Linked DNA regions of Mus musculus: all the other regions are linked to region 1. The links are chromatin loops, found by intact Hi-C in ENCODE. Cell type or tissue: left cerebral cortex. All regions are shown on one strand.

What was found. Peaks named below come from ENCODE experiments on the same cell type or tissue, not always from the same donor. Only the 100,000 strongest peaks of a DNase experiment are listed, where the experiment ranks them.
Region 2: a loop joins it to region 1, with 6 times the contacts of the local background. A loop is called at or near these places in 5 of 42 quality-filtered maps.
Region 3: a loop joins it to region 1, with 4 times the contacts of the local background. A loop is called at or near these places in 11 of 42 quality-filtered maps.
Region 4: a loop joins it to region 1, with 5 times the contacts of the local background. A loop is called at or near these places in 41 of 42 quality-filtered maps.

Annotation. Positions count from the first base shown.
Region 1 is chr12:32,893,300-32,901,299 of GRCm38, forward strand. All of the region lies in intron 2 of Gm33484 (a long non-coding RNA gene), which reads right to left. Among named protein-coding and RNA genes, the nearest start is that of Gm33484, 12 kb to the right of the region's middle. In left cerebral cortex, a CTCF peak has its summit at 4,390 (motif pointing left); DNase peaks (open chromatin) are centred at 3,393 and 4,369; H3K27ac peaks cover 938 bases.
Region 2 is chr12:31,963,814-31,971,813 of GRCm38, forward strand. It overlaps Prkar2b (protein kinase, cAMP dependent regulatory, type II beta), which reads right to left. Exons shown (of 11, transcript NM_011158.4): 7 at 3,400-3,501; 8 at 1,302-1,376; 9 at 85-150. Among named protein-coding and RNA genes, the nearest start is that of Hbp1, 18 kb to the left of the region's middle. In left cerebral cortex, CTCF peaks have their summits at 851, 3,947 (motif pointing right) and 4,149; DNase peaks (open chromatin) are centred at 480, 712, 1,801, 2,243 and 2 more places.
Region 3 is chr12:32,823,359-32,831,358 of GRCm38, forward strand. Nampt (nicotinamide phosphoribosyltransferase) reads left to right here. Exons shown (of 11, transcript NM_021524.2): 2 at 6,809-6,965. Gdap10 (ganglioside-induced differentiation-associated-protein 10) reads left to right here and starts at 758. Exons shown (of 1, transcript NR_045032.2): 1 at 758-3,561. In left cerebral cortex, a CTCF peak has its summit at 3,845 (motif pointing left); DNase peaks (open chromatin) are centred at 3,831, 4,227 and 5,034.
Region 4 is chr12:32,633,652-32,641,651 of GRCm38, forward strand. No RefSeq gene overlaps it. Among named protein-coding and RNA genes, the nearest start is that of Gm33380, 56 kb to the left of the region's middle. In left cerebral cortex, a CTCF peak has its summit at 3,979 (motif pointing right); a DNase peak (open chromatin) is centred at 3,986.

The DNA of each region.
Region 1 (8,000 bases):
GGGAAAATATGTCAACATTGAAAGTAAAGCTGGATATAAAGGTCTGCAGTGCAATGCCAGCACTCAGGAGGCGGAGGTGGGGGGAGGGGCGATGTCACGTGCAGCCAGAGCTACACAGAGGAAGCTGCTGCTCCATAGCAGGGCCTGGGGATGTGGCTACTCAGACACCGCAGTGCCGGGGCACGCACGTGGTCAGAAGGCACATCTCCAAAGCTGGTTCTCTCCTTCAGTTCCCGGGATCAAACCCACGCTCCCGGGCTCGTGTGGCCAGCGCTTTTACTGACTGAGCCATCTCACCAGCCCTGTATACAGACTTTAAGCAGCTGTTTATGTTATAGCAGTTATACTCTACTGAAGCCATGGAAATTAATGGAAGAAAGGGAATAAATGGCTACTTGATCAAGCCATGTAAAGTAGTACACAGGATAAGAGGCATAAGCAAAGTAAAATCAAACAAAGTATAGAAACGCACACACACCAGGGGTAGCAGTGCACACTTTAATCCTAGCACTTAGGCAGCAGAAGTAGGCTGATCTGAGTTCAAGGCCAACCTGGTCTACAAAGTGAGTGCCAGGACAGCCAGAACTATGTAAAGAGATCTTGTCTCAAAAGACAAGCAAAAATGGAAGAAATGAAGGTATCAAAATGACATTGTGAAGCCCACTATTTTGTTCTATTAATATACAGACACAAAAATAAAGTTAAAAAAAAAAGAAGAAGTAGGAGAGGGGGTTGCCGGGGTAGGGGAAGGGGGCAGCACCGTCTCAGAGGCAAAGAGGAGGGGGGTGGTGAAGAGCTCTGGGAGGTGGGCAATGAGGGAAGGCAACATTTGGGACATAAATAAATAAAATAATTAATCTTTAAAAAAAAAGAGGTAATAACTCATTGAATATAAGTGTGATTAATCCATTAAAAGACAAAATTGAGATGCGTTCTGTATACAAAGTGACAAGAGTGACAGATATGAACCAACGATAAAGTTGAGCATAAGGAGTAGCAGGGACCAACAGTGGCAAAGACAACCAGCGGTCCCCACTTCCCACAAATTAAATCTTATTTTTAATAAGATTAAATCTTAAAATGTAATAAAATTAGGTAAGGGTGAACACTTGGGATACATGGGCTAAAGAGACGGCCCAGGGAGTAAGGGGCCTGCTTTCAGACCCTGCGCATCCCTATCCCCCAGGTAGGCATGCTGACCCTTGTAATGCCATGACTCATGGAGTGAAGACCAGGTCCCCAGAGCAAGCTGGCTGGCTTCACTAGCTGGACTGATGACCTCTGGATTCAAGTGAGGGACCATGTCTCAAAAGATAACGTGGTGAGCAACTGAAGACATCTTCTGTCAGTCTCTGGCCTCCACGTGCACCCTCCCACAAGTGCACACTCAACAGCACGCACGCATGTACTCACACCCACATTTGGAAACATACACACAGCCACATCATACACATATACATGCAAAAAATAGCTGAGATAGTAATGCGAGTATACAAACACAGATCTGCAGAGTGGGTCTTGAGTTGACTTTCAAATTATCAGTCTATCTAGTTAACAGTTTTTCAAATGTATATTGCCATACCTAGAAATTCTTCAAATGCTATGGCTTGCTTAGGGGGCATAGTTAAACAACATTATGCTGATTTTAATCTTTAATTGCCAAGGCTAATTACTGACTCTAGGAAGCCACATGCATTGGGAGTCTTTGGGGACAAATTACAGCTTGTGATGGAGCCATCTGCTACATTAGCAAATTATACTTTGGAAGACACGGACAGTACTAGTTTAATGTCATTATCCCCATGATGCAACAGACCTTGCATATGAGTCCCGCCTCCTGCCCTATTTTCTATACAGCGGTGGGATCTCTGGCCACTGAAGTGGTAGACTTCTGTGTTGTTGAGGGAGGACAGAAGCTTAAGGAACGTGGACATGAAAGGTGCCCTTCAGCTCAGAAGCTGGGTGAAGCCTCTCACCAGCTGAGAGTCGAGGATGACAACACAGCCAATGACATCCATTTAAGGCCTTGCAAACCTCACCTGCAAACCTGTGGTTTCCTAGGCTCTCACCAGAAACCACACTTAACAGGAAAAGATGGGTCCTAAACAAACCCTTTGTGCAATCTACGGGGCTCCTCCTGGCGCCTTACTGGATTGCAATCCCACCAAAGGCACCTTCAGTGCCAACTTCTAATCTCAAGAGTGGAGAGGTAGGGGAGGGGAGTGTCCCTTAGGAACCTGCTGAGCAGCGAACCCCAGACGCTTCCAGAACCCAGACATAGTCACCAGGAGGACTCTTGAAACCCGACTCCTTTGTGAGCAGCCCACACCTGTGTTTCCTCCCCAGCTGCCCTCCTTTTTGCTTTTAGTAAATTCCAACTCTGTCTCCTATTGGCTCATCCTGAAATTCCTGCCCAGGTGGCAGCCCAGGATCAGGGTTTCCCCCCCCCCCCCCCGTGGTGGTCTATAAAGAGAACTCAGGCTGCTGCAGGTGACAGTGTGGAGGTTACAGGGTGCAGGTGACAGTGTGGAGATGGCAGGGTACAGGTGACAGTGTGCAGGTGACAGTGTGCAAGTGACGGTGTGCAGGTAACAGAGTACAGGTGTCAGAGTGCAGGTGACAGGGTACAAGTGACAGGGTGCAGGTGACAGGGTGCAGGTGACAGTGTGCAGGTGACAAGGTGTAGGTGACAGGGTGCAAGTGACAGGGTGCAGGTGACAGTATGGAGGTGACAGTGTGCAGGTGACTATGCAGGTGACAGGGTGGAGGTGACAGGGTGGAGGTGACAGGGTGCAGGTGACAGTGTGCAGGTGACAGTGTAGAGCTGTCCTTCTGTCACTTGCTCTCATCTTGCCTCAGTTTCCATCAGGGTGGATGTGAGGGGACTGAGGGATGAGTCCAATCTTTGATGTCTTAAATAAAAGGCTCTCTATAAAATACCTAAACCTAGTTAGTACTTGGTGTTTAGTCCCAGCAATGGGATAGCAGAAGACAGGTTTACAAAGCTTAGTCCCTCAGGCATCACAACCACCAGAGACTCGCCTGAAGTCTAGCTCTGCGGGCTGTGAGGGGTGCCGGTACCATCAGTGCTGTGGGGGTGGGGTAGAATCCGCTTCTCTAAGTCACTTGACTCTTTGGCTCTCGGCTGTTGCTCGTTCCATCTTTGGGAGAGGTTCATGAGAAGGTTTAGAGGGAGGAAAGGAAAGGAGGAAATGATAGCATTACAATATCTCTTTAAAAATTAAAAGGAAGAGAGTGGAAGAGACAAGTTCTCGAAACAGCCTGGATGCTGAGCTCAACCCAAAGCACGGGTGTAAGCTCTGGCCAGCAGCCCTCAGAGGCTTCCAGCTCAGCGGCCCGAGACTCCTCACTGAAAATATCCAGCATCTGATGAGGCAGCTGCGGGTTAAATTTAGCCTTGGCAAACTCAGGCCTTGGCTGGATGCTGGAAGCATCTGAGTGGATGGATGGAGGGCCGATGGATGCGTGGATAAAGAATGGACACATGAACAGGTGGATGGACAAATGGACAGACAGGTGGATGGATAGACAGATGGATGGACTTAGCACAGGTAGGTGTGAGAGCCTGGGCTACTGTGGCCTGTGTGATGATGATGCTGACACCAGGAGAGAGGCAGAGCTAGAGGAAGGAGATGAGTTGGGAAGCCCTCCTCTCTCAGTGGCCACCAGCCTGGCACAGCCCTTTGATGGCCAAGGGAAGCATGAAGATAGATGCAAGGAAAAGGAGCCATAGAGACGGTGAGAATCTGTAGAGCCATGTCCCCTGGAAAACTGCTGTGAGGGATCATCCAGTAATGTCACATTAGCCAAGTAAGGTCCCGCACTGGGTCCACAGATATTCAGTGTGACCTTTGTCCTAGCTGTGTGTCAGAGGCCACCTCAGGGCTTTTATGTCATCATGATCCAACCGTTATTTGCTTCCTCAGTGACCTGTTAAAGTGCGAACAACTATGGACGTTGCGTTTCCTTGGTTAACGCAGTTATCGTTGCTGTCCCTGGAAGGGGTAGAGGACAGAAGGGCAGGGAAGGAATGATCAGCATGAATGAACTAATGAATGGAGTGTCTCTTGTGTTAATATGCTGACACTGGAGGAAGCAGTACATACAGTAACTGTAGCTGAATACAAAGAAATTACCTTCCCCGTTTGGTAGATGAGAAATAATGTGCCTTATTTGGGGCTTCCATGAAGATTAAATGAGAGTATTTGACATGAGATAGCTCACTTCAATAGATGCTGGGTGAACTTGGTCGTCAGAGGGCCAGAGAATCCCTCCCACCTCACGGTTTGCCAGTCTGGCTTTAGCATCCTCCGGGCCAGCAGGTCGCCTGAGTATCACACGACTACACTGCCACCTTCTGGCCACCTGGAGTACTTCAGCTGTGCTGCCTTTTGAACAGGTCCTGCCCAGATGGACCTGCAGACTCAGACTGTCCTGCACTGAGCTGAGCTGTACAGCTGTTGGAGCAAGTCACCTGGGACTTCAACAACCTGGATTTCAGTCTTCTAAGCAAGGTACGGACACTGGGGATCAACAGCCCAGTTCCCCCATTCCAATCCTCATTTACAGGTTGTTGGTCTTAACTGTGTACTGTACTGGAATGTCCTGCACACACACACACACACACACACACACACACACACACACACACACACACACCATCTGCATCCTACACCAGACCTATGGGATTAGGCTCTCCAGGAGGCCTAGGGGTGGTTCTCCATGAAAAAGGAAACCTTCTCAAAGTCTCAACCCAGTTCTGAGAATTGAGAATTTGGTGCCTCTTTGTGTCTGCTCCAGTCACCTTTAGTCTTTCACAGCTGTATAGATGACACAAGCCAGGCTCTCTGCACTTAAAATCAACACAGGGAGCTAGAGACAAGAGGAGGTAAGGACAGAGAGAAGCGAGAGCTGACTGAACAAAACAAAGGGGAAGAAAAGTGGCCACACTGAAGCAGGTGGAAAGGAAAGAAAAAGAGAGGAGATGAGATTAGGGGAGAGACATGGAAAATGGGAGCTGGGCCAGAGGCAAACAAGAACCTAAACAAAATCAGTGGACAAATACTAGAGTAAAAAAAAAATTCAATGTATGGTTAAGATCAATATCCAAAAAAAAAAAAAAAAAAAACCCTTGCAGATATTAACAAGGTTGAGATAGCACACTAGAATAAGCAAAGATACCGAAATTCCCGGTACACAGTTTCAGAGGATTGCTTTTGCCTATATAGTTGACAAAACCCAGAAAGCCACTTACTTATTTCTTGGAGTGTGGAAGAAGGAAATAGTTTCCTAAATGCTGTTGGCAGTTATGAATGTGAATTGTCACATTTGAACACAAGAAGCTGGCACCATATAGCAAAATGCACCACCCATCATCAGCCCACCATCCCTGGGACCAGATGGATGCCTTAGGGACACAGCATTGTGGACCAAATGTTGACATATCAGGCTGGTTTGATTATGGCTCCATACAGCAGCCATGATAAGTGAGAAAGCCATGCATGTCACACTGGAATTTAAGGCCTGAGATGTTTCTTTGTAAGAATAATAAGAAAGCAACAATGTTCATAATTTTGTGCCACTATGGAAAGCACAAAATGTCAGATGTGTGTGTGTGTGTAGCATACAGTGATATAGTAATATTGAATGTTTCAGCTAGTTGGCTATCACCTGCTGTGTTTGTTATTTTAAATGAATATATAGGAATATAAGTAAAGGTGTCTTAGGATTTCTATTACTAATGTGAAACACCATGACCAGCAGAGTTTATTTTTCTTACAATTCCACATCACTGTTTAGCATAGAAGGAAGTCAGGGCAGGAATGTAGGGTGGGTGGGAACCTGGAGCCAGGAGCTCTGCAGAGGCTCTGGAGGAGTGGTGTTTACTGGTTGGCTTCTCATGGCTCCCTCTTATAGCACCCACAGCCACAGCCCAGGGGTGAAACAGCCCACAGTGGGCTGGACCCTCCCCATTAGTCATTAACTAAGAAAACGCTGTACAGGCCCACCCACAGCCGGATCTTTCTCAGTGGAGACTTCCTTTTAGATGAGTCTAATCTGTGTCAAATAAACAAAAAGCTAGCCAGCAGAGTAAGAATGGGCAGGCACACAGTAGGTTGACAGCATGCGTTACTTGAAAAGGGAAGGGGGTTTCTGTGGATAGGAGAATAAAGACAGAGTAACTGCCTTAACAAGGAAAAAGGAAAAAAACATGGAAACCTTTATAACAATTATAAATTCTAGGTATATCTATAAAATTGTACATGTGTGTTTACACATATACAGTGTTTTAAAATACAGCAGCGATGTTGAATCTGGTGGCACAGTCCTGAAATTCCAGCTACTCATAAGGCTACAGAAGGAGGATCACAGGTTCAAGGTCTGTCTTAGATACAGAACACATTCAAGGGCAGAAGGAACAATTTAGTAAGGCCCTGTCTCAAAGTCAAAGCACACGGCACAATTGCCAGTACCAACAAAATTCATAAGTAGCTTTCATGCAGTAATCCTCTGATCATACTGTATAACAAAACAAACCTCAACTCTCAGTGATGTACCCCAATGGGCATGTCTCTCTCACTCTCAGATCTGGGGCTCAGCCAAGGTGGTCGAATTGGGCTGTAGATCCAGTTCTTACAGGGCACTGTGAGCGTCATTCTGAAACCTGAACCAGCTCGAGTACACTCACCTCAAGGGCAATGGGATGCTCGAGCTAAGCCATGTAACTGAATTTAGATCTCTACCCAGAGGAGTCCCATGTCTAACTCAACATGGTGGGATAAGGAAATAGATTCCTGTGGAGTTGGGTGGGGAAATGAAGGCAGGGCAACAACAACAACAACAACAACAACAACAACAACAACAACAACAACAAACTTTCCCCAAGCTTCAGTGAGAAGTGAGGCAGTGGCGGAGGACCATCTCACCCGCTGCTTGTGAGAACCAGGGTGAAAGCATTGCAGCAATGGTATGGTGATGTGCTGTAGTTGGATAATGTCTGACTGTGGCCTCCAAAGCCCACCAGCTGGAGCTGAGTCTCCGGAGTGCTGGGTTTGAGGCTGTGGAAGCCTTAAGAGCCTGGGCTGAAGGTGGGGATGCTGTCCTCGGGAAGGATGGATGCTGTTCTGGGGTCTCTGGTTATAAAGAGGGCAAGTTGGCCTTGGCTCGTTCAAGCTTCTGGTCTCTTATGTGATTTCTGCCATAGGTCTTCTCTCCGTGGTGATGCTTGTTATGAGGTCACCCATCAAAGGACAAAGAATCCTGGCTTTCCAGCCTCCAAAACTGAAGGCTGAATAAACGTAATCTCTCTGTGAAGTTTCCACCTTCAGGTATTTTGTTATACCAACAGAAAATAGAAACACTAGGAACAGTTACAACAGTGTCACTTGGAAAGTACAAATAGCTCTTTCCTGACACAAATTACAACAGATGTGGCATTTGTCAGTGGGAGAGCATAAAGTGGCACAAGGTTTCAGAAATGTTTAACGATATCTCTTGAAACATAAAACTTAGTACTTTTTGCTCTATAATTTATCTCCTACAAAGAAATTTGTCTGTGGATATACCCACTAAATTATATCAAGTAAAGCAATATTTGTACAAAAGAAGAAGAGGAGGAAGAGGAGAAGGAGGAGGAACAAAGACCTGATTAAACAAACCATATTTGTAGTTACATTTCATTGCTGGGATAGAATATGTCAGCAAACAGCAGCAGTGTAGGAACTTACTTTGGTTTACAGTTCCTGAGAGAGTCCACCCTGCCAAGAAGGGCATGGCCACAGGTGGGGAAGACAGGTGAGGCAGGAAGCTGGCTGAACCTTTCTATCCACACTCAAAAAACAGAAGAGAGGAAACAGGAAGTGGGGCAGGAAACAGGAAGTGGAGTGAGGCTATACACCTTCTAAGCCCTGCCCTGGGTCATATATGTCCCCCAACGAGTCTCCACCTCCTAAGGGTTCCACAATCATACTAAACAGCAG
Region 2 (8,000 bases), 930 kb before region 1:
TACATTGAAGTCTGAGATCGTTCTTTTTTAAAAAAAAAAATCCATATTTTCCTTGTGGATATGAGGAATTTGGGGGCTGTTTACCTTTCTTTTCATAGTAATTTTCACTTCTCCAGATTCTACAATGAAGAAAGAGTCTGCCAAATCTCCCTATTAAAACAAAAATGCAGGGTGAATGTTCAAGTTCCACAGCATCTCTGAAATCATGCCTTTGAAGCCAGCCTACAGGTTCCAGTCCGTAAAGTGAAGTCATAGACCAGACTACATCCTGAGGTTACGATAATTCTACAGTAACTTCTTAGGCATTCGAAATAATACATTCTCTACCAGAAAATATGGCAAGTAACCTCAAAATTTTGTGCTGAGCAGTTTACAAGAAAGGATAGCAGATGCTGTGTGTCCCAGGAGCCCCTCCCACCAGCAGGCTATGTCAGTCATTCTGTGTTCCCTGCTGTGTGTCCCAGCAGCCCCTCCCACCAGCAGGCTACGTCAGTCATTCCGCAATCCTAGGAAAGTAGCACTGTGTCCACCCAAGGCAACTAGCACTAGCACAGAGACTTGCCAGGAGCAAAAGCAACTGGGAGCTTTCGGAAGCAATAGATGAGCTTTTACGGCCTTCAGGCACCAAGCTGACATGTCAGTCTATGACAGTGTACTTCCGGCTCTGAAAAGACTGCTGGGAACGAAAGGCGCCTTCTCTACGTACACCCCCAGTATTCCTGGTTTTTGCATGAACTCTCGTTAGAAACCCACTCATTCATGCGCACCCTTCAACTGTCTATACAGCCTACTTTCTACGAGCTCTCTGGCTAGCAGGTACTGTAATACAACTGGCGCCCACTGGGAGTTCAGAAAAACATGAGGGTTAGAGGGGATTCTTATTAATGCATTCAGTGCTTGCACATGGTACAATGTGAACTCCTTCTGGTGAGTGTTATCTGGAAGCAGATCTCAAGAGCTAATCACGCAAAACTCATCTGCCTGTGGACCTGGGTTCTTGGTAATTTCATGGAATAGCCCCCACTTTTCCCTCTTACACAAGACATCTTACTCCCACTATACATGCGGATTTCATGTTACAAACTGCAAACTACTCAGCTAGGTAATGGTTTAATGCACAGTCATTAGAAATAAATTATATAAACAAAAACATCCAGATTACTTACCAGCTGCAAAAGCATTTTTGATAAGTTGTCTGGTGGAAGAAATATTCATTTAATCTAATACTGCGTACCAATTATGAAAACAAAGTTGAACCTTCTGGAATGTAAGCCTAAAGGAATGGCAGCTCAGTACCGTACCTGAGCAATGATCTGCTCTCCATCATTGTAAACTTTGGTGCCAATCACATCCACCACCTTCAGGCGTTCAGAAACCTACAAAGAAGAGCACCGTGTTAGAGACTGTGGTGTCTATTTCTGGTTATAGCTTAACTACATCTGGAATTAACTAAAACCCAAGAGGCTGGAAACACCTGGGAGGGATTATTTTCCCTTATGTCACTTGAAATGGGAAAACCCGTTTTTAATCCAGATTTTTAAGGTGGAAGGATGCATCTTTAATCCAGTTTTTGAGCTGGGAAGATCCACCTTTCACCCGGGCCACAGCTTCTGCTGCAGCCTAAATAAAGGGCGTGCAAGAAGGAAGCTCTTGCTCCCTCTGCCTGCTTGCCTTCACTCTCTCACACTAGCAAGTCCATTCCCAGCCTGGCATTAGAGCCTACTTCTTCAGGATTCTAGAGTATACTCAAGACCAGCTGAGATACCCATCCTAGTGGACTATTGGATTCTTGCACTTTCCATTAGGAGACAGGCTTTGTTGGACTTGTGGGAGCACAGCCTATAAGCCACTCTAATAAGTGGCAGGCATGCATGTATGTATGATATAAACTCTGTTCCTCTGGGGAAGCCTGATAATACACCGACCAATCACGTAGCCTTACCTGGTTTACATGTTTACAAGGGACGGCCTACATAGTTAAATAAACCCAACTGTTTTCCCTTGTGTAGTTGCTACATTAACTGCTAGAATCCTGAAGTAGACAAAATCGTATTTCTAGTTTCCTGTAAAATACCAGAAGACTCAGCCAACCCCCAGCCCAAATTTCCATATGGCAGCAGTAAAGCTATGGTGGAATGGCAGCTGTTCCCTTAGAGGGAGCACATGTTCTCCGATTTGCCAAAGTCCCTTCCTGGGTTGCTTTCTGTCACGTCACATGGCTCTATCTGACTGGATTACCTCCCTGATACATTCTATTTGAGGACAGGAGTTTCTAAAGAAGATCAGCTGTCTGCGCATTCCACAACATGGCCAAGTTTCTCCCAGGCATAAACCGGCGACTCACAGAGACACGACCACGCCAACATTTGCTATTTTACGACACCATGGGAACATGTACCTAGTTCTCTATAATCGCTTTCAAGAGAGTTCAAATATGAGGCTTTATCTATTATAAAATGTCTAGAAAAGCACTTTCACAATGAATTTTGGCAGAGCCGAATTTGTAAGGTAACGGTTCTTTCATGAACCTTCAAAGATAAGAAACAGGTGGTCTCACTGAGGAGGCATTTGAGCTAAGAAATGAAGGAGATTCATGGAGAAGCCATGGAGTTGTGGGGGAGGCTGTCCTAGGCAGACAGCACATGCATAGATCTGAAGGGAGGGCTGGCATGCGTATGCAACAGCAGGAAGCTAATGTCTATGGCAGGGTGGAAGTGCAGCAGTTAGCAAAGTTGTCTGAGAGGTACAGACAAGGGACCTCGGTGGCCTTCTTCAAAGTTATCCTGTCCTGGGAAGGTTGTTAGCAAGACTGCCCTGATCTGGAACTTAAAAGGATTCTTCTGTAGGTGGCTGATAAAAGTCATACAGGAGGCAATGAAGATACGGACAGAAGGTGGGGCTGGTGAAGTTAACAAAATGATTGGATGCTGAAGATATTCTGAAGACAGGGTAGAGATGATTTTCGACACATGAGTGCTAGTGGGGAGAAAACCGAGTGGATGCTGACCTGCTTACACTTGTTATCTGATAAACAGCTCCTGTAGACTTGCTATAAAGTCCAAAAAAGAGCCTTATTTCCAAAAAGCAGGATAAAATGTTGTTACATGTAGTAAAAGAAATAGCAGTAAAAATCTTATATCGCCATCTGTTCTTTTCATAGTAAAATATAATATACTTTAAAACTCTTGTTATCGTTATTACCACCTTCATTATCGTTATTTCTTAGGGTACTATAACACACACTCTGTGTGGAGATCAGGAGACATTTCCCACCTTCATATGGGGATTAAACTCAGGTTCCCAGCATGGCTAGCCTCACAAGACGGTCACAAGAACTTTTCAGGACACGAGTGCTTCCTAGCAAAGCAGCCAGCACAGCAGAGTGACAGCTCAGCTCACCTCTAGAGACTTGAGGAACGGCAGGGACTCGATAAAGCTCTCGTACATCTTCCTCTTTTTGGCATTGTTTTTTACAATTATTCTCCTGAAGGTCACCCTGTCCTAAAGAGAGCACAGCAAATACAAACGGAGTTACCGTTGGAACAAGGAATCCCTACAAGGCATACACAGTAACTAAAGACTTCAGAAGTAAAAGATTATAGCATAATTATAATCAACTAATAAAAAATTACATATTTTTATTTCTTTAGACACAAAATTTGCTATAAAACCATATAAAATTTTCTTTCTTTTTTCTTAGAAAAAGTAGCATTTAGACCAGTGATTCTCAACCTGTGGGCCACAACCCCTTTGGGGGTTTGAACAACCCTTTCACAGGGGATGCATATGAGATATTTACATTATGATTCATAACAGTAGCAAATTATAGTTATGAAGTACCAACAAAATCATGTTAGGATTAGGGATCACTACAACCTAAAGCATGATATTAAAGGGTGAAACCACTGATTCAGACAGAGTCCACAAGGAGGCACTGTCACCCTATAAAAAAAAAAAAATCCCAGTACCGTTGCCTCCCTGTAGATGGCAGGGTAACAAATTCAATTAAGTAGACAGGACAAGATCTGAATTTTTATATAAAAAACGAAATAGGACAGACTCAGTCTGGGAGTGTATTCTTTGTAGTATTATTTTCTTAAATATCTACTTCAGTAAGACATAAAGACACAGAAATAAAGGTACTGGCTCCCATGTTCTTGAAGTATACATGCATGGAAACGAAATCTACAAGAAACACTACTGTGAAAAGAATTAATCCAGAAAGAATTCATTCTTTATTAGGCTCTTTTTTATACCCATATAATATCATAATTTTCCTTTTGAAAATGTGAAAGTACAAGCAAACAGTATTCTTGGCTGAGGTCTTTTCCCAGAATTTACCACGTTTACAGTCTAATTGTTTCATATTTTTATGATCTCAGAAAATGCAGAACTTAATTTAGGAATGACAAAAATGTTTACACAAAGCATCTCATAAAGCTATGTTCCAGAAATTCTCATAAGATGTTTTCATTCTTATGTAAATATCCCATAATCACATAGTTTGGCATACACCAGTGAATAATGATACCATTTTAGTAAAATTAAAACTGGATATTACTTAATCAATACTTTGTTATGCCAATATACGACAGATATAACTCTAGCCATGGTGAACTGAATGTGTCCATCCTCAAGTCCGTGTGTTGCAATCCTAACCCTCAGCATGGTCCTTGGAGTAGGCCTTAATAGGTGATTAGGCCACGAGTGTGGAGTTGTCATAGAATTAGATAATTCTCATAAAAGACCCTTGAGAACTGCCTTGCCCCTCCCACTAATGAGGACATCTAAGAGCTGGCCCTCTTCCAGGCACCAAAGTTCTTGTGCCTGAATCTTAAGAGTTCTCAACCCCCAGATCAGTGAGATGTCGATGCCTGCGCCATCTTTGGTGGCTTGTGCTAACAGCCAGGCAGAATGAGACACTAGGAAGTTAAACATCTTGTTTCCAGAGTTGGTTTAGATGCCAGCTGTGCTTTGGCGCCAGCTGTCAAGCCTAATGGCCTGCCTTCAGTCAGCAGGGCACAAGTGACCTCTACATCTGGGTCCCCCAGTACACAAAATAAAAAGTAAATATAATAAAGCATATTTCTAAATTTTATGAGTTAATTCACAAAAATACTGAGTTCTTTTGAAGCCTGTCTCAGAACTTGCTGAGATAATTTTTAAAACTAAAGACGTTGGTTAATCAAAATCGCTACATGTCTGATGAAATAATTTATATCTATAAAAGTGTCCCATGTGATTGTCATATACAGTCAGATTTGGGAAGCAGGTACATTTTAAAGACAGACCTTTGTTGTTGTTAAAACAGAGAAGGCCTGAAATAGTTTAGCCATTTAGAAATAAATCATGAATTGTGTATCTCAGGAAGAATTGTCTATTAACTGCCTGCCATTTCACAAACCACTGTGACTGAACAAATCCAGGAAGCCCAATTTCAAAAGCTTTATTCCCAGTCACCTCCACAATGGCCTTTCTGAGTCACTGGTGTGGCCACGACTTCAGCTAATCTCTCAGGGCTAAGAGCTGCAGGGTGCTATTTCCAGAGTGAGGCTCTAAGATGAAGATTCCTCTCTGCCAACTGCTTCTCTTTACACCAGCACTTACAACCACTGGGCAGGCTGCAGGCTGTGGGATTCTAACATTTCCACTCTGCCTCAACTTCCCCTAGAAGTGACTGGGTATACAAATTATTCTTAAAAAGCAAGTTTCAAATATGATGAAAGTATGCTCATTATAATTTTCAAGATATTGCACTTATGCATGCCTCAAAAACTATCACTGTTTATAAATGTCAATAACATGGATAAAGCACCAAAAGAAATCTCTGAAATTTTTCTTAGAAGTTTAAGAACTGTGCACACAAAAACTCCGAGCCCTTGTACCTTGGTTACCATTAGCATCAGGGCTGAAACCATCCAGGCTTGGGGGGCAATCTGAAAATATGTGATCTTGAACTAAGGATGTGTGAAGACACCTAATTATTCTTTGACACCCTGACTGGCAACTCCAGTGGGACTTTTAGGGTACCCCTTCTGTATCAAGCAAGTCATGATGGAAACAAGATTGGCCCCACACCCCTCCCACCCCACACTCTGAGTCCTTCCTGCACAGAGATGTCTGCTCCGATGCGGCTCCTCTGTCAGTTTTAAGGCATCCTTAACATACTCGGGGGTGTGGTTCTTTCTACGTGAAAGAATCTCCATTTTTTTCAATCCCATAACTTATAAAAATGACTCATTTAATAGGCATACAATGACTACTTGGCTCCAATAAAAAAGAAGCTTGAAGTATCTTGTTTTTTTCTTTCGAGGGAGATGTTTTATGAGTCAAAGGCTGAGATGAATGGTACACTCTGTAACTCAGCAACCCTCTGGAACCGGACAGTTACAACCTCTTCTACAAAGAGCTGAGGGGGAAACCTAACACCTGCGTTTCATGAACACGGGATGTACTGTTTGGTGTCCCAAACAATCGTCCGGGTGGCCTGAGGTGACGTGTGACGCCAGGCAGTGTGGACACCTCCTGGGAGCTGACTCCAAACAAGTCCAGGCTCACCTGAGATCCCACATGTGCAATCTGCAGGGTTTAGGTAAGTGGGTTCCCAGGGGGGTCTGCAAGCTTACCAAACAAAGACTGAGAACCCCACCTTAAAGCCAGAGTGAGCTGTTAGCCCTTCAGCTCTGCGTTCTGCTACCTGGTGAAAGAACCCACACAGCTCCTCTAGCGCCTCAGCCAAAAATGTCTGTGAACCAACACTTAACAGAATTTCTACCATTCAGACTTTATTTAAAGATACAGCCTGAGAATCTCCTGTCTGAAATACCTGAGACCACCCCCCACCTACCCACCGCCCACTCTCCCCCCTCCTCCCCACTCCCAACTGCCCAGATCCTGAGAAATCCTAACGAAGAAGCTTGGGAGCATGTTTCAGGTCTAAACATGAACTTCATAGTTCATATATATCTCATATACATGGTCTAAAGGTAAAGTATAAGAAGTGTAATACGCCTTGCATTTTGACTGACCTGTAATAGTAGGGGAGGTATAGAATTTTATAGTTGTGGAATCATGTTGGTGCTCAAAAAAGTTCTGGATTGGGGGCATTTCAAGCTTTGAGTTTCTGGATTAGGAATGCTCAGTCCATCCTAGCATCCATGTCCCACCCAAAGACAATGGTCAGATTTGTGTAGAATCCCGGCAAGACTTTTTTTCCAGTATCGGAAATGAAAAGAACAGGTATTTTACTCTACAATGCCAATCATTGAATACCACTACCAAGAGAACTGGTTTGTTTGTTGTTGTTGTTTGCTTGCTTGCTTCCTTCGCTCTTTTCCCATGCTTTTTCAAAGTGCAGCACACATCAGAATCACATGGAAGGCTCCTGCCAGTATAGGCTTGCTGTGCCCCGTTTCCAGAGTTCTTGGTGCAGGAGCTCTTGGGATGCCTGGGATGTTTCTAAGAAGTTCCCAGTTGTGACTTTCAGTTGGTCACTCTGAAAATCACTGGTTTACAGACTACACTACTTACTTCAGAGATCTAGTTGAGAAAAAGGCTGTGGATGTGTGTGTGTGTGTGTCTATGTGTGTGTGGTACAGTATTCATACTTGTTAGTTGAGGGTATGTGCGTATGTGTGATCGGATGCTTGTGCACGATGCACATGTGCATATAGAGGCCAGAGACTGATGTGAGATGTCTTTCCTGGGTTGCTCTCCATCTCGGAAACAAGGTCTCTCACTGAACCTCAAGCTCACTGATTGGCCAGACCGGCTAGCCCATGAGCTTTGGGGATCTGTGTGTCTCCACAACTGCTTCCCCGACGTTGGAGTTAAAGGCACAAGCCACTCTGCTCAACTTTTTACATTGGTTCTGGGGATCCAACAAAGAGCCTCGTTCTCGTCCAGCAGGCACCTTACTGACTGAGTCAGCGCTCCAGCTGTTGTGGTTTTTAAGCATGGACAAGAAAGGAACACTGTGGATCCGATGTCATTCCCAAAGG
Region 3 (8,000 bases), 70 kb before region 1:
TCTGCCGTCATTCCTTTATACGGAGTGAAGGAACCCAGAGGGAACAACATGGCGTTACAATCCAGGGTGGAGAAAGGTTGGTTTTAGGGACGCTTCCAAGAGCTGCCTAACTTCCTTGTGGCAATGAAACCGGCAGACATTGTGTTCGCCAATGGCTGAGGAACACAGGAAGTTGAGAATTATTGCAGAAGAGATTTGGAGAGATGAGAATCATATGACCAGGTTGGTTCTGACTGGAACTTCCAATCTTTTCCTCTCACTGGTTCCCATTTTTTGTAATCTCCTCTTCCGTGCTTCTGAGTAAACACTACAGGCTTGGGACATGGGTCCATGGCACCAGCACTTACCACTGAGGAGGGGCAGTGCTAGGACTCAGCGTTTTGGTCTTTTGTTGTTGTTTTTTTTTTTTTCTCCTGTCCTTAAAACACATGCATGTAGCAGTCATTGACATACCTCTGTAGACCTAGCACCCTTGGTTACATAGGAAGTATGGGGTAGCCTGGGCTATATGAGACCTTGTCCTAAGGAAGAGGGTGATATTTTAAATATATTTCTCCAAGTAAGTTTTATAAGTTGTAGGGGAAACTTGGACAGTTGAAATAAGACAGTAAAGCTGGCAACATCAGGTAAAGAAAGGTGCTTGCTCTCAGGCGGGGACCCAAATGGTGGAAGGAGAGAACCAACTCCTACAAGCAGTTTATGCTTCAGAGCTGAATTGCAACAAATTATCTTCTGTGGCAGCAAATTTCCAGGGCTTCACAAATTTTAAAAACTCCTGGGAAGCAGATAACTTTTGCTTTTTTCCCCCATATATTGCATTAGCTGTAGTGAAGCAGGGTGTCAGCCAGGATGGGGATAGTAGAGCCTACTCTGCTGTAGGTGTTGCCCATATGATGGAACTTGTTCTGTGGCATTGAATATGTTAGCCCATTGCATTTTAAACTTTGGCTCTTAATTATTTCTTACCAGTTAAAAATACAAGTGTAACTGAAGAAGTGGGCAAGTGAGTACCAGTTGCCTTTGGTGATATGATATCAGTTTATGAGGAAAGATCTTGAGAAAGTATCTCAGGTCAACCTATGGAATACCTTAAAGGAGCAACTAGAGAAAATTACACCTAATTTCCTGTCTTAGTCAGAGTTCAGTTGCTGTGAAGAGACTCTGTGACTGTGGCAACTCTCCGAAAACATTTAATTGGGGTAGCTTACAGTTCAGAGATTCAGTCCATTATCATGGTGGGAAGCATGGCAGCCTGCAGGCCGACTTGGTGCTGGAAGAGCTAGGCTTGATTCAAAGGCCGAAGAAGGAGAATTGGGTGGCCTGCACCCACAGTGAACACATTTCCTCCACTAAGACCTCACCTACTCCAACAAGGTTACGCTTCCTAATAGTCCCGCTCCGGCTGACCAGGCATTTAAATGAGCCTTAGGGGGCCATTCTTATTCAAACCAGCACATTCCCCTGTAGGATTCTGCTTACATTAAGTGTGCCTTTATCCTCAGGCCCCACTGTTCTAGTGGCGCAAGGGTAGAAACACTTGGGGATGGAGTGTAGTCATGTAGTTGCTTGGCTAACAGCCTAACAGCCTGCTTTGGAGAAAGCTCCCTGTGTTAAAACATGGAACTAGAACCTCTTTATTCTAGACATCGAAAGTTATTGTCTAGCACCTAATCTTTTAGAAGCGTGTAGGAACTTCTTTTTTTCCTAGCTAAAAAAGAAAACTAACAATAGATATGTTGCCTCCATGCATGTCTGTGTGCCACATGTGTCCCAGGTCCCTCTAAATTCCTTGGACCTGGATCGACAGAGAGTTGTGGGCTCCCAGGTGGGTGCTGGGAACTGAAGTCCAGTTCTTAATCGCTGAGCCATCTCTCCAGGCCCTGAGACAGCTCACCTTTTCATCAGAAAAGCAGGTGCAGTGAAGGTCTGTTAAAGGCTATATTCACAGGCTCCTGTGTTCCTCACAGAGCTGTTAGCCACCGAGGACCCTGCCAGTTCAAGGAACGATTACTAGTAAGGTTGCCTGGGAATGTGAAGAATTTTCTATTTCTCATAGAATCATTTTATCTAGCAATAGAAATTAAGGCAGTGGACAAATTAACAGGAGTCAAGATCTTCCTTTTCATACACTTAACTGAGCACACGAAACTGATTTAGTGTTGCTTCATGTTGAAGACTGGGCTCTTGATCTTCCCACTTATCCCTCCCATAGTCTTCATTGACTCAATAAACGAACCCTTTATTTGAAAAGAAGCTGAAGTAGGGTTTGAAACATACCTGTGGTTGGTCTGTTACTCACTAGGTAGCCCAGGCTGGCCTTCCAGCTCAAGGTAACCTTCCTGCCTTCCCTGAGTGCTGGCATTTCAGGTGTGTGCCACTACTCCTGGTAAATGGCACCATTGTTAACCCAGTTGCTCAACCAAACTCTAGGAGGTATCCGTGATGTCTCTTTGCTCTCCACATCCAGCTCTAACCCTTCTTTACCTCCAGAAACACTGGGTAGGTCTTTTCCTTATCTGACTTGTGGGCGGTAACTTCTGAATTCCTGACTCTGCTTTGAGCATCCAGTAATCCATGTTTCTCTTTCTGTCTGCAGGACTGATTGTTTTATGCTGGTGTGTGTGTGTGTGTGTGTGTGTGTGTGTGTGTGTGTGTGTGTGTGTGTGAGAGAGAGAGAGAGAGACAGACAGACAGACAGACAGACAGACTTTCAGCTGTGCCATCTATCTTCCCCCAACCCCAGACTGGGAAATTGTGAGGAGGGCTAGGAGTTGTAGCTCAGTGTTAGAGCATGTTCTTACCATATGTAAGAGCCTAGATTCAATTTTCAGCATTAAAAAAAATTCGAATCAGGTTACAGTTACCCTGGCTTAAGACATAGAGGCTTCCATTGCAGTTAATACACAATGGGAGCTCCTTCTCAACCCCTGTGCCTGTGCCTGCGTCTGATCTCTTACCTACAGTTCCAAGGACCAGCAACACAGGCCGTTGTTCTGTACTGTCCCTTAGGCCGAAGAGTTTCCTGTCTTGTCATTGTCTTGTCATTTGAGTCTTGTTCACATGTCATCACCTTGGAGAAATTTCCCTAGGTCCCTTCTGTTCTCTCCTCAACTTTTCATAGCATCCGTCTTAATCTGTAGTTGCTTGGTCTGAGTATTGTTTTTCTCTGATTAGCACTGTGAGAACCAGGACTATGTCAGCCTGTTTTCCTCCCTTGGTGTCTGAAACCGTAAGGCCTGGCACGTAGAACAAACAGGTTGTGAGCTTGTGAATGAACTGACTAGTTAAGGATGAAGCTCACTCACCACTTTAGCTGGAAGTAACGAGGGCAGCAAACTAGTAAGCTAGACCTGTTGACTGTACTCTTGGAGTAATCACTCGGAAACTGCGTAGTACCCGTTAGCCATTGTGTATTCCCATATAACTAGATCTAATCATCCCTGTATTATCCTAATAACAGCATGTTGTGTTCATAGGTTAACAGTTCTCTTTCATGGTTAATTACCTGTCAATTTGCAGACATTTTAAATTCTTAACCTGTTTTCTCTAAAAAAAAAAAAATTTAATTTCTCTTAAGATTGTAAAATATGAGTCGTTTTACTTCAGCCTATGCAACTTTGAAATAATGGCATCTTCCTTAAACATAGGCCACATTCTGTATATTTAGGCAAAAGTGGGTTGTAAAGCACTATAAAAAAGTATCCTAAACAAAGCTTTAAAAATTGAGGCTGTAGACATGGCTCAGCGGTTAAGAGCACTAACTGGCTGCTCTTTTAACGGAGTTAAGTTCCTAGCATCCACGTGGTGACTCAACCCTCTGGTCTGATGCCCTCTTCTGGCCTCCCCAGGCACTGCATGAATGTGGTAACACTCATACACATAAAATAAATAAATGATCTTTTAAAAAAAAAGAAGAAGAAGGGCATTAGTTGTTTTATAGAAGTGTAGCTATGATGGTAAGTTTTATTATACTTTTAGACCCTGGTAGAGCTAAATGACTCAGATATTTCCATTCAACTTTTGTCTCTTTTGACTTAGCCTCGTATATTTTTATGTATGTGGTATGTGTGTGCGTGTTTGCATGCTTCTTGGATATTCTGTTTGTACAGACGTGGTGTATGAACATGTGTGGCAGCCAGAGATTAATGTCTGGTATCTTCCTCAGTTGTTCTCCAAAATAACATTGAAGCGGGGTCTCCCTTGAACTCAGAGCTCAACAGTTCAGTTAGCCCAGCCAGCCAGTTTGTTCTGGGGACCCTGTCGGCACCTCCCAGTGATGGGATTGCAGTCGGGCCACCACTTGCATTTCTGTAAGTGCCAGGCATCCAAATGGTCCTCATGCCTATACAGCAAGTGTTTCCCCACTGACACATCCCTCAGCCTGCCTTACAAATTATAACATCCCATAGGAGCTAGATACACTGCTAAGTAGTATATGGACTACTAAACTCCGGTCAGGGCAGATGCCGTGAGATACTGCTATGACACTGAGTATTATAAAGCATGGTCGGTGTGGTCCAGACCTTTATTTCATTTTCCCTTTTCTTCTACTTCAGCTCCGAGTTACAAGGTTGTAGCTTGGAAGATATTGTGGTTACAAATATCTCGGGTATATTTTAAGTGTGGGTCATCTTTTCCCCAGTAAGCTTAACTATTAACTGAAATGTCATTTATAAATACACTTACCTTGGGCTGTTTGTTTGTTTGTTAGGCTGGCTGGTTGTTGGTTTGCCTGGCTGTAGATTAATGAATGGGTTTAATTACTGTGGTTCTGTTGTAGCTTTCTCCCTTAGTTTTTGTAGCTTTCCTTAAACTGACAGTGGTATCAGGCCACAGGCTCCTGTGCCTTTTATTATGGTTTTCTGCTGTGTCTAAACAGAATGGAACTGTAGGACCCAGGCTCTGAAAGTCCGACTTCTGTAGAGATTTGCCCCCACACAGCTTTGTCTGTGTGCAGCAGAAGGGAGCTGCCAGCCTGCCTCGCTGGGAGGAAGCACAGAGGGTGGTTGTTCGGAAATAACAGTGGAAATGCATTTATTTCAGAGGGCTAATGCTGAGCTACGAAGATTCTTTAGGATAGAGTCGAGCTTCACTGAGAATGAGGCTGTGCAGCCAAAGAAACACTGGCTTTCCTGAACCTGAAATCAAAGCTCTGCAGGAAATTCGGTATCAGCTGTGCTCACCCGTGAAGCTTGGTCCGCCATGGCTGTGACTTACCCTTGTACCTTAAATTCTAAAGTTCCTCTTTCTGTTCTTACCCCTGTGCAAACACACACTTCTCTAGTTGTTTGACAGTAACTTTGTACATTTTCAAATAAATGGCTTATTTAATACAATTAATTGCCTTAGTATGACAAAAACACTATAAAACAAAATTAAAAGTCTAGTGAGTAACTTTTCTTCAAATGGAAGTTAAGTTTTTAACAGTGGCCTTTACCAAATCCATAGAATAAAAGCTGTTAGAAGACTTTCATGTTTTTAAACCTATAACAGTTAAGATCATATAGAAACTTATAGTTAAAAAGCAATGTGAGAAACAACAAAATGGGAGGTTTTGGTTTTGTTTTTAGACGTTTTACTACATTTTATGTTTATGTATGTATAGGGACACGTGTGCCTAGGTGCGCATGTGGAGGTCAGAGAATGACCTGCAGGGATCTCTTCTACCACATGTGTTCCAGGGATGGAACTTAGGTTGTCAGGATTGTTAACAGCAAGTACCTTTATGTACTGAGCTGTCTCGACAACTCCTAAAACAAGCTTTGTATTTGCTTTTCATTATTTTGCTGCTGCTGCTGCTGCTGTTGCTTTAATCCAGGTTTCTGTAGAACAAAATTGTGGCAGTCAAGAACATCCTTGGTGCCTCATAGTTGCAGAAAGAGGTGGGTCACGAGGAGACACTGACTTGACACATAGTATTGGTATAGGTTGGATGTTTTAGATCCAAAACTCAAACATCTTGAGTAGGATGTCCAGGGTCAAGATTCAAAACTTGACCTCATAAAACAAGTCACAGTCAAAATATGGAGGCCAGGAAGATAGCCCAGTCAGTCAAGTGCTCGATGTACAAGCCTGAGACCCGGAGTTTGATCTCTTAATACCTGACATGAAAAGCAAGGCATGTTGGCACCTGCTTACAGTGCCAGTGCTGGCAAAGCAGAGAAAGGGGAGGGCCCCTGAGCTTGCTGGCCAGCTGGTGCAGCAGAATCGATGAGCTCCAGGTTTGATGAGAGGTACTGTCTTAGAAGGGAAGCAGTGAATGCCTGAGGAAGACCCGAAGTCACCTCTGGCCTCCACACACCTGCATGCACATGTGCACACACACCACACAAACATGCACACAGAAATGATAAAAGCATTTTTCATGTAGGCAGGTCTTACCCCCAAATACAAGTACAGTCAAGTATTCCAAAACCCCAAATCTGAAGTGCCCCCAGTCTCAGGCATTTCACCAGAAGCAAACAAGTGCACAGCCTGTGTGCATTTGCTGCCTTGGTCTGTTGGATCGGGTTGTGTACCTCAGACTGCAAGAAAGGCTGCACTCTAAGACCAAGTGGGGTCCTTTCCACCCAAAGGGTTTTAAGCCCACTTAGTATAATCTCCGTCGCTTGTTTGACGGTAAGATGAGGTATCAGTGGAAGGAGTTTGGTGATCTGCTTGTATCTTGCCCTGTGTCACCAGGGTGGGAGGTTGACCCGTAGCAAGTGGAAAAAAAAGTTTCTGATTTGGAAATGATTGGAAGGCTTGTCTGTGGTGCTTTGACTGTACTGGTAGTGTTTCCTAATGGAAGTATTTTTTCTTTATCTAGGTTACTCACTATAAACAATACCCACCCAACACAAGCAAAGTTTATTCCTACTTTGAATGCCGTGAAAAGAAGACAGAAAACTCCAAAGTAAGGAAGGTGAAATACGAGGAAACAGTATTTTATGGGTTGCAGTACATTCTTAATAAGTACTTAAAAGGTATTGCTTTTCCCAGTCCATTTAAAACACTGCTTTTATGTGACTTCATATTTTTCTATATTGCTATGTTATGTTATTTGAAGTAACTTTTTGAATAATCTAGTTTTGATATTTAGTTACACTTGATTACCACTGCCGGTGTTGTTTGGAAGGTTTGGTTCTGGTTGGTTTTGTTTGTTTGTTTGTTTGTTTGCTTGTTTTGCTTTTTTTTTTTTTATTACAACACCTTACTCTGTAGCCTAGCCTGGCCTTAAATTTGGTGAGTAGCTCAGACTGTCCTCAAATTCACAGCAGTCCACTGCCTCAGCTTCTCAAATGTTAACACTGTAGTGTCGAGCTATCATCATGCTTAACTACTTTTGTAAAATGTTTTTGATCTGTTAATTTAAATGCATTAAATTTTAGAATTTTGAGAGAGTGAGTGTGTGTTTGTGTGGTGTTTTAAGATGGAGAAAGGTTTTCTGAAGCATATTTCCAAAGGAAGTTTAGGACAGTCAGTAATCTTCATAGGTCACTCTTGCTTACTTGTAGATGGAACCATTCACTAAGAGCTATTTACTGTGCACTGAGGGATTTACTGTTAATCCAGAAACTGGTTTTGAATTATAGTAGGTTTAACTAGAATATTTTTATATTGTTTCCGATATATCCTAAAGTTTCATTTTTCAAAACTATTTATAATAGTGAATTTATTTCTAAATGCAATTCAAAACAGAACACATACACACCCCCCAGTAATGGTGGGTTGTTTGTTTGTCAAGGCCATTTACAGCATATTATGTAATGGAGTTTCTAGGCAAAGAATCAGATCCAAAGACCTTATACATCTAGAAGTTTCTGAAACAAAATAATTTCAATTGAGTATAGATTAAGTATAATTTTTCTGCAAATGATAATTATTTTAAGGTCAAATAGGTCAGGCATGCTGCATTACTGAAAACCCAGCAAGGTGTAAAAGTTCTACTATATGACAAAGAGACTACACAGGGTATTTTAAATGCAGGAGTTTATATTTGTTTTTAAAGATCATAAATT
Region 4 (8,000 bases), 260 kb before region 1:
GATGCTCACAGTCAGCTACTGGATGGAGCACAGGGCTCCCAATGGAGGAGCTACAGAAAGTAACCAAGGAGCTAAAGGAATCTGCAACCCTATAGGTGGAACAACAATATGAACTAACCAGTACCCTGGAGCTCTTGACTCTAGCTGCATATGTATCAAAAGATGGCCTACTTGGCCATCACTGGAAAGAGAGGCCCATTGGACTTGCAAACTTTATATGCCCCAGTACAGGGGAACGCCAGGGCCAAAAGTGGGAGTGGGTGGGTAGGGGAGTGGGGGGAGGGTATGGGGGACTTTTGAGATAGCATTGGGAATGTAAATGAGTAAAATACCTAATTAAAAAAAGAAAAGAAAAGAAAAGAAAAGAAGAGAAAAGGGTACTTCTTTATTTAGATTCACAATGGCTTTCAACCCATATGACAGTTCTGACTAATGGGCAGACTGTCTGGCCTGGATACAGAAATATACAGAGATAGTTTAAGGCCCAGTTTGGATGCAGCAGACAAAATGGTGAAAGCAGAGTGGAGTCTACTGTGGCTATGGGGCAATCTCACCTCACCTTGACTGCAATCCCACATTTCTGTTGCATCCAATGGTCTTCAAGCAAAGCACCCTCCTGCTTCCAGTTCTTCCTACCCTCCTTCATAACTTACATCTTTTGGGGAGATTTTGGGGAGGGATTCTGTTAGCCAGGGCCATGCCTTTTTAAAAGCTTCCCTGCTGATTTGCTTTCCTAAGTTCTTACTCTCCCCACCCTTCTAGCAGACTCTTCTTACAGGCCCGAAGCAGACAGATTCCTCTCTCCCGGCTGCCCATGAATCAGACAGGTAGTCTGCAAGCACCAATCCTGTGACATAGAACCTCTCACTTCCCCTAAAATATATAAGGAGGGACCCTAGCTCTGCCATGTGGGCATTACCATCTCTCCAACAAAATGCTAACTCCCAAAAGATAACTGACCTTAGTGTTGCCCTTGAACCCTAAACCCAAACACTTGTAGACTTAGGTGATTGATTCATTAGGAGATTGTGTATATTCTACAATAAACTTTACTTCTCAGTCATGACCATCTGAACTCCTTAAGGAATGGTGATGTTTTCCCCTCCTCCAGCTGGGTGATAATGATTCTGATTGGGTCTCAGAGCCAGGATGATCTCAGAGTTGGGGTCAAAGTTGAAGTAGCACTAGGCTTCTGGAAAGGGAGAGGCAACTGAACAACCAGGATGTTTAGGCTTTAGAAAATGTTCCAGAATGCCCCAAAAGGAAGACACAGAAAATCCCATGTTCTCTTAGATTCTGTGACCTCAGCTCTCTGCATGATGACACTGATAGCAAACAAGTCCAGTGTGGTGAGATACATCAGGCAGACCCTCAGCTGCTGAACAAGGAGCCAGGTCCTGCTCTTGAAGGAAGGTGCAGTGAAGTTGGGTTAGGTGTGCTTAGCTCGGTTCCGTTTCCAGGAGAAAGAGAAAGGAAATGCAGAAAGTGAAAGCCAGAAGCATACTGGAAAGAGAAAGGTTGTAACCCCGTGAGAACAGGCAGGGGTTCGTGCTTAGTTATTCCTTGAGGGTGGCAGAATTAGTTCCATTTCCCCTTGCTGGGGAGAACTGAGCTGCTAACACAGCTTGTGCCTGGAGGAAGTAGATCACCTGTCTTTCACAGGGCTAAAAGGGCAAGCTAACAGCTGCATCTCATCTTACCTTAGGAGGCAATGCAGCCTTTCTGAGTGCTCAGACAGACAGAGGAAGTGTGTTTCCTGCATAAACAGTTCTCAGCTCTAGGTAGAGTGAATAACGTTGTAAGGCAAATGGTAAGTGCTGTGCCCATCCCAAGCTTAAGGTTTACTCTGAACTCCCTCCTGGCTTTGCACCCTCTGATCACTTTCATTTCTGATTATTCATGTTACCTACACTGCTGGCATGACCCAGGACTGTTATAGTATGAGAATGCCCCTCTAAGTTCATGCATTTGAACAGCTGGTCTTTAGCTGGTGACATGGTTTTGGGGGGTACAGAACTGTCAGGAAGTGGAGATTCATCACTTCCTAACACCACTGGGAAATACATCACTGGGGGGGGGGGGTGAGTTTTGAGGGTTTGTAGCCTCACTGACTTCCCATCCTATCTCTCTTTCTGTGTGTGGATAAAATGTGACCTCTCTGCTTCTTGCCCCTGCTCCCATGCTTTCCCCATCAATATAGACTCTAACCTCATGGAACTACAATCCAAAATAAGCCCTGTTTTCCCCTAACTTGCTTTCATCAGTTTATTATAGTCACTGTTAATTTCCATATCATTTGTATAATACAGACATCCTTTGGTAGCCTCAGAGAATTAGTTTCCCTCCACCACATACAGAGATGTGCAAATTCTCAAGTATCAAGCACCTTATATATAATGATGTATTAGTAATATTTTTCTATCACTTAGATGTATATGCTCATATACTTTAATTCATCCAGATTATTAATAATACCTGATACAAGAAAAATGCTATGTGAATGGTTTTATGGGTTTTTAAAGGGGAATAATATCAAGAAAACCTAAGCCATGTTCAACAGATGCAATTCTCATACCCCAAGTGTGGACCTCATAAACATGAAAGGACAGCTGTGGTGACTATGCTCCTGATTCTGCACATATCAACTGGATGCTGTTTTGTGTGAAAGAATAGATTAAAATGAAGCCCAGGGTTTAGAATTGGCATGCTGTTAACTGCAGAGGCAGCTAGGTGGACTCAATTACCTTGGCCTTTCCTCCCACCTCTCCCATCCTTTCAGACATTGTGAAAAAGAGTACAAACAAAAATAACAAGTAATCATAAAACCTGAAAGAGAAGGAAGCCAGAATTCCAAATTAGTAAGAAAAGTAAAAGAAGCCTGCAGTGTTTCAAAGGCCCTGCATTTCTTTTGAATGTTAAAAGGCAACTGAGGTTTGTTGCTAACCTCAGCCAAGTATGGCCTGCTGTAATAAATAGCTGCCCATTCAGAAAGAAGCTTACAGACCACTTTATTCATATATATATATATATATATATATATATAGAGAGAGAGAGAGAGAGAGAGAGAGAGAGAGAGAGAAATTAAAAATATGGCTGTCTGGGAGGAGAACACAGAGTATTCTGTGTAACAGTATTTAAGAATAATAGGCCTGGACCAAGAAAACAAGAAGATTGGCTATAAAGAAAATAAAGAACTCATGGGCATTTGTGGAGTCAGATTAGAATAAAGATATCAAAGTAGAAATTTCAGAAACATACTAGTCCCTAGGTGACTTAACTGGCCTTTTATTTTTAAATGATCTATTTATTTTTATTTTGTATGTGTATTTATTTATTGTTTTGCCTGGATGTGTGTGTGTGTGTGTGTGTATATATATATATATATATATATATACACATATATATATAGTGTGTGTGTGTGTGTGTGTGTGTGTGTGTGTGTGTGCTTGGTGTCCACGGAGGCAGAAGAGAGTGTCAGATTTCCTGGAATGGAGTTATAGATGACTGTGACCTGCCATGTGGATGCTAAGAGGCATATGTGGACATACGTCATTCATTTCACTTTACAGAGTGATTATTTGATGCCTAATTGTTATCTGTTTGCAAAGTTGTCTTATGATTCTATACAGTATTTTGGATGCTAATGATAATCTTACCTGATTATTTAACTTTTAGGTCAATTAAACTTTCCATTAAAATTTGAAGACACTATCCAAGCTATCGCTTTGTAGGATGAAAAGCACACAGAATTCTAAGTGCCTGTGACTCTGTTCTTCCTTTTGCCCTGTGAATTCCTATCCCACAGCGTCGTTGGTGAGCAGGGAAGAAGGGGTTACATAGTAGCGGGGTATCTCTGCTCTCCTTTGATCTTTTTCACAGCCAGCGCTATGCTATGGCAGGGTTTGTGTTCTCGGAAAGGAATATTGACTTCTTAGTCCTTCCTCTCAGTTTAAAATTGAAATTCCTCATTAGGCCACAAGGTGGCAGATTAATAGCAGGGAAAAATTCAAGCACAAAAGCGGTAAAGAAACTTTTTCAACAGAAGAGAAATTGTGAACAAAGAAGGTCTTGTCTCCCCTCCGCTTGTGTGGTCCCTTCCATGATCAAAAGTTCCATTTGCTAAACAAACACATCCCTTTAAAAAATATCATCCCTTTGAAGCCAGGGAGAAGAGACTCCTCTACAGACTTGTTAGTAGTGTTTCTAAGCACACAACTTCCTTGAATCTCATTTGAGGATAGCCTGTGTACACCCACTAGAATGTCAAGCTTTCATCCTGTCAATCAATTGAACAATTGCCACGGAAGACTTCTTCTTCATGACCATATGCACTATCACAGTTGAGCCATGGCCTGTCTTGGTAAACTAACTTTCTTTGGGATTTCTGAGACAACTTCAGCTACTCCACACTGACTCCTGGGTATCTAGCCTCATCCCTCTCTATTCCCCACTGCTGCCACTGTCACTTCTTTGGATATCAGAACTGACCATGACTTCCTACTGAAAAGTCCACACCATTAGCCATGGGATGAAATATAAAGTCCAAAATGTGGCACACAGGGAACTTTCTAACCTGTCTCATAACCTGTACACATACAGACATACACTTACTAATTCAATATCACTGGCATTACTGCTGTGTCAAATATACCTCTTTCCTCATCTCGCTGGGTTTTATTCCATCCTTCCCTCTAGCTGGACTGCTCTTCCTCATCTGTGTCTGGCAAGTATCCAGTCCATGCAATGCCTTGTTCAACATTCTCATGCGAACAGTACCCTGCCTGCCTGACCCTCATGTTCTTGCACGGAATCCATCCTCTTATTGTACACATATCTGTCTTTCACACTAAATGTAAGCTCTTTCATAAAATAGTCAAGGACTGGGGTAAGTGTTGGGAAGAATGCTATTTTCCAAGTAGATGCTTAGAAAACACTATGGAAGGACTGCAGCATCTTATCTGGCAGACAGATAGACACCCATAGGCTCCAAAGACTTAAGTGGAAAAAATGGCATCAGGTGGAGACACCATTGGTGGTATTGATCCCTTCTTCATGAAAGACCTGGAGCCAGGAGGATTGGAATGGCTCCTGGCAACCCTGTACTCCTTGCAACTAGGAATGGTATAGATCCGTTCTCTTCCCAAACATCAATCCCCTTCCCACAAATTACACAATTTTTCCCTGTACCTCTGCTCGCCAAGACACAGTAGATTCCTGTATCTCCAATTTTAGTGAGGTAGGACTCTTTTCCCTTGGGGGTACAGAGCAGCTATCATTGTTAGCACTTGAGCTAATTGTAGAAATATTCTGTGACGTCTGAAGACAAAATTTGAAAAATTATACTGAACGATGCTAATATATCATTTAAAACTGGCGCATTTCTCCTGGGTTCCCTTGGTACTTTCTTTGTTGATTATCAGTGGAGATATATTAATTTCATGCTCACCACTACAATTTAAGATCAGAAATGGAACATCTAACAATCTTTAGATGTAGTAAGTAGACTTAGGATCTGTTTGTGAATTATCTACCTCCTTATCTTTTTCTTTTTGTGCTTCACTTTAACAAAATAAATCTTAAGAATAATGTATTGATTGGAGGTTTCTATTTTCTGGGATAATAAAACATGGCCAAAAGTGTTATGGGGAGTCCATCAAAAATGACCACTCAGAAACAATGTATGGCCTATTGAAAGTCTTCATTTCAGTTAGCAAGGCTATACTCAGTTATTCAGGATCTAAGTGTAGTGCCTAGTGTCCTGCACACAGGGTTTTTGAAGAGAAAACCTATGCCCTGGCATCATGAAGCTAAAATAAGCAGTAGGTAGAAGGAGTAGTTCTGAGCAAGCAAGCAGGTCAGCAGAAGCAGAGATAAGTTTACTGCGTATTTTGATGTTGAATTCCTAGAATAGAGTTGGGTAATTTTTTCATGGGATTCTCCATCCATGAGATCAACATCTAGTTAAGCATGAAATGGCCTCAGCAAGAATACAAGATGAAGGAACCGCTGCATGTGCCTGCTGCCTTACATTCCCCACTCGTTCTGTGGGCCTGAGTCAAGTTGTTTACTTATCATGTACTAGGAAGGCATAGTTGGTCCTAGGGACCAATAATTTAGTTGGTCATGCAATTGAGGATACAGAGTCCTACTAATAGCCTGACTAGGATAAGACTCATGATCCAGCTAATCCTGACAGAGAGGTGGTCTGCCATGGGGACCAGGTAAACAGGGTATCTGATCCGTCTTTCCTTTCTCTCCTTTCTGTGCAGTTTAGCTGACCATGGCAAGGTTTTTCTCTAGTTAACACTGATTGGTTGGCATGGGAACAGCATTGTACATCGGGATTAGTAAACTCTGGTCAGAGGTTGGGAAAGATGGGAGGTATTCTCCCAGACATAATTTCAAAAGGAGCAATCCCCTTCTTACAATAACACTGGACCCTGAGCAGGAGAGAGCAGAGAAGGAGCTTGGCCCAGTCTTCATCAGTTTCCAGAACCAATTTGGTCAGAATCTCCTTAAGAGTTCTATTCATTCTTTCTACCTCCCCTGAGCTCTATGGCCTATATGCACGATGTAATTTCCAATTGATATTTTATAACTGTCAGATTTTGAGAGTTTGGCTATGAAGGTCAAGCCATTTCCAGACCCCAAAGCTAGTAACACTCAAAATGTAGGTATTATTTCCTGAAGAACTTTCTTGGTATCTATTAGGGAAGCCTCCATCTACAAACACCAGCAAATATTTGGGCCTGATTTCAGTAAAGTACAACTCCCGTGTTCTCCAGACCAGTTTTCTCAAGCCTGAATCTCTCCTGGGACCTTCCTCCCTGCTTTGGGATTTTCCTGAACACAAGTGACATGTCTAAAGGTGGTGTCTTTATTCAGGATTTTCTAATTTGGAACATAATACCCGGGTCTAAGGAGTTTAACAGTTTCTGTGGTCACTAAGTGGGTGGCTTGGTAAAGATCCAAAGCCAGTTACCTTCCCAGACTCACGGGAAGGATGGGTCTGTTGTCCAGCAGTAGCCAATATCCCTATTTATACTGTCTTGCCAGTTCTTGTTTCTCTGAGTCAATCTTACCCAGGCTATATTCCAGGTAACTGGTAAGCTGGGCTCTGACAGGGCTACCAAGCCTTGGTGAGGCACCACTGGTTCTCAGGTTACTTCCAGGCAGTCAAATCAGCTGCTTTGTTGCTACTGGCTTCTGGGGAATCCCCTTTTATGAGTCCTCTGCAGTGGACACTGTTTTGGGTAACCAGATATCTCTTAATAGGTCTAAGGCTTCTTCTCAGATTTTCATCTCTTTTCCTGCTAAGATCAGCAACGTGTAAACCCATGGACATCACGAGTTTTGCAGTATCAGTTCGTGTGTATGGTCATAGTCTTGTCCTTCCCTCAGCAGAGTGCTCCAGTCAAAGCTAAAAGCTCAGCTTGTTGATTTGAGGTTTGTCTGCTTAAAGGTCATGCCCAGATAGTTTTATCTTGGGTCACCACTGCAGCCTCTGCATACCAGATCCTGTCTTGGATAAAACTGCTCCTATCTGTGAACAATACCTCATCTGGTGTTACCAATGAATGTCAGTAAGGTCAAACCTGGTGACTGGATCTGGTCACTCACCTTAAGACTGTCATGCAGAGGACCCTTAGAGTTATTCTCTAGCAGGAGACTAGCAGGATTGAGGGCTGTCATCTGTGGAAACAAATGTGTGGTTGAACCAGAGGAGGTCTTGATATTGGGTCTCTGGAAGTTAGACATCCATCTCTCAGGTACTCCCCTCCAGAGGGACTCAGTATAGTGTGGGGCTGTCAGGAAAAGTTTATACCCTACAATTAATTTGTCAGATTAATTTCCCAGTATAACAGTGACAGTTATGCACCACTGGGCTGTACCATGTCAAGTCTCTTTCTTGGGCAGATATGCCATCAGTCTTTCCCAGGCTCCTAGGGTATGCATGAGAATCCTTTAGATAATGCCTCTTGCATTATCCACATACAAAT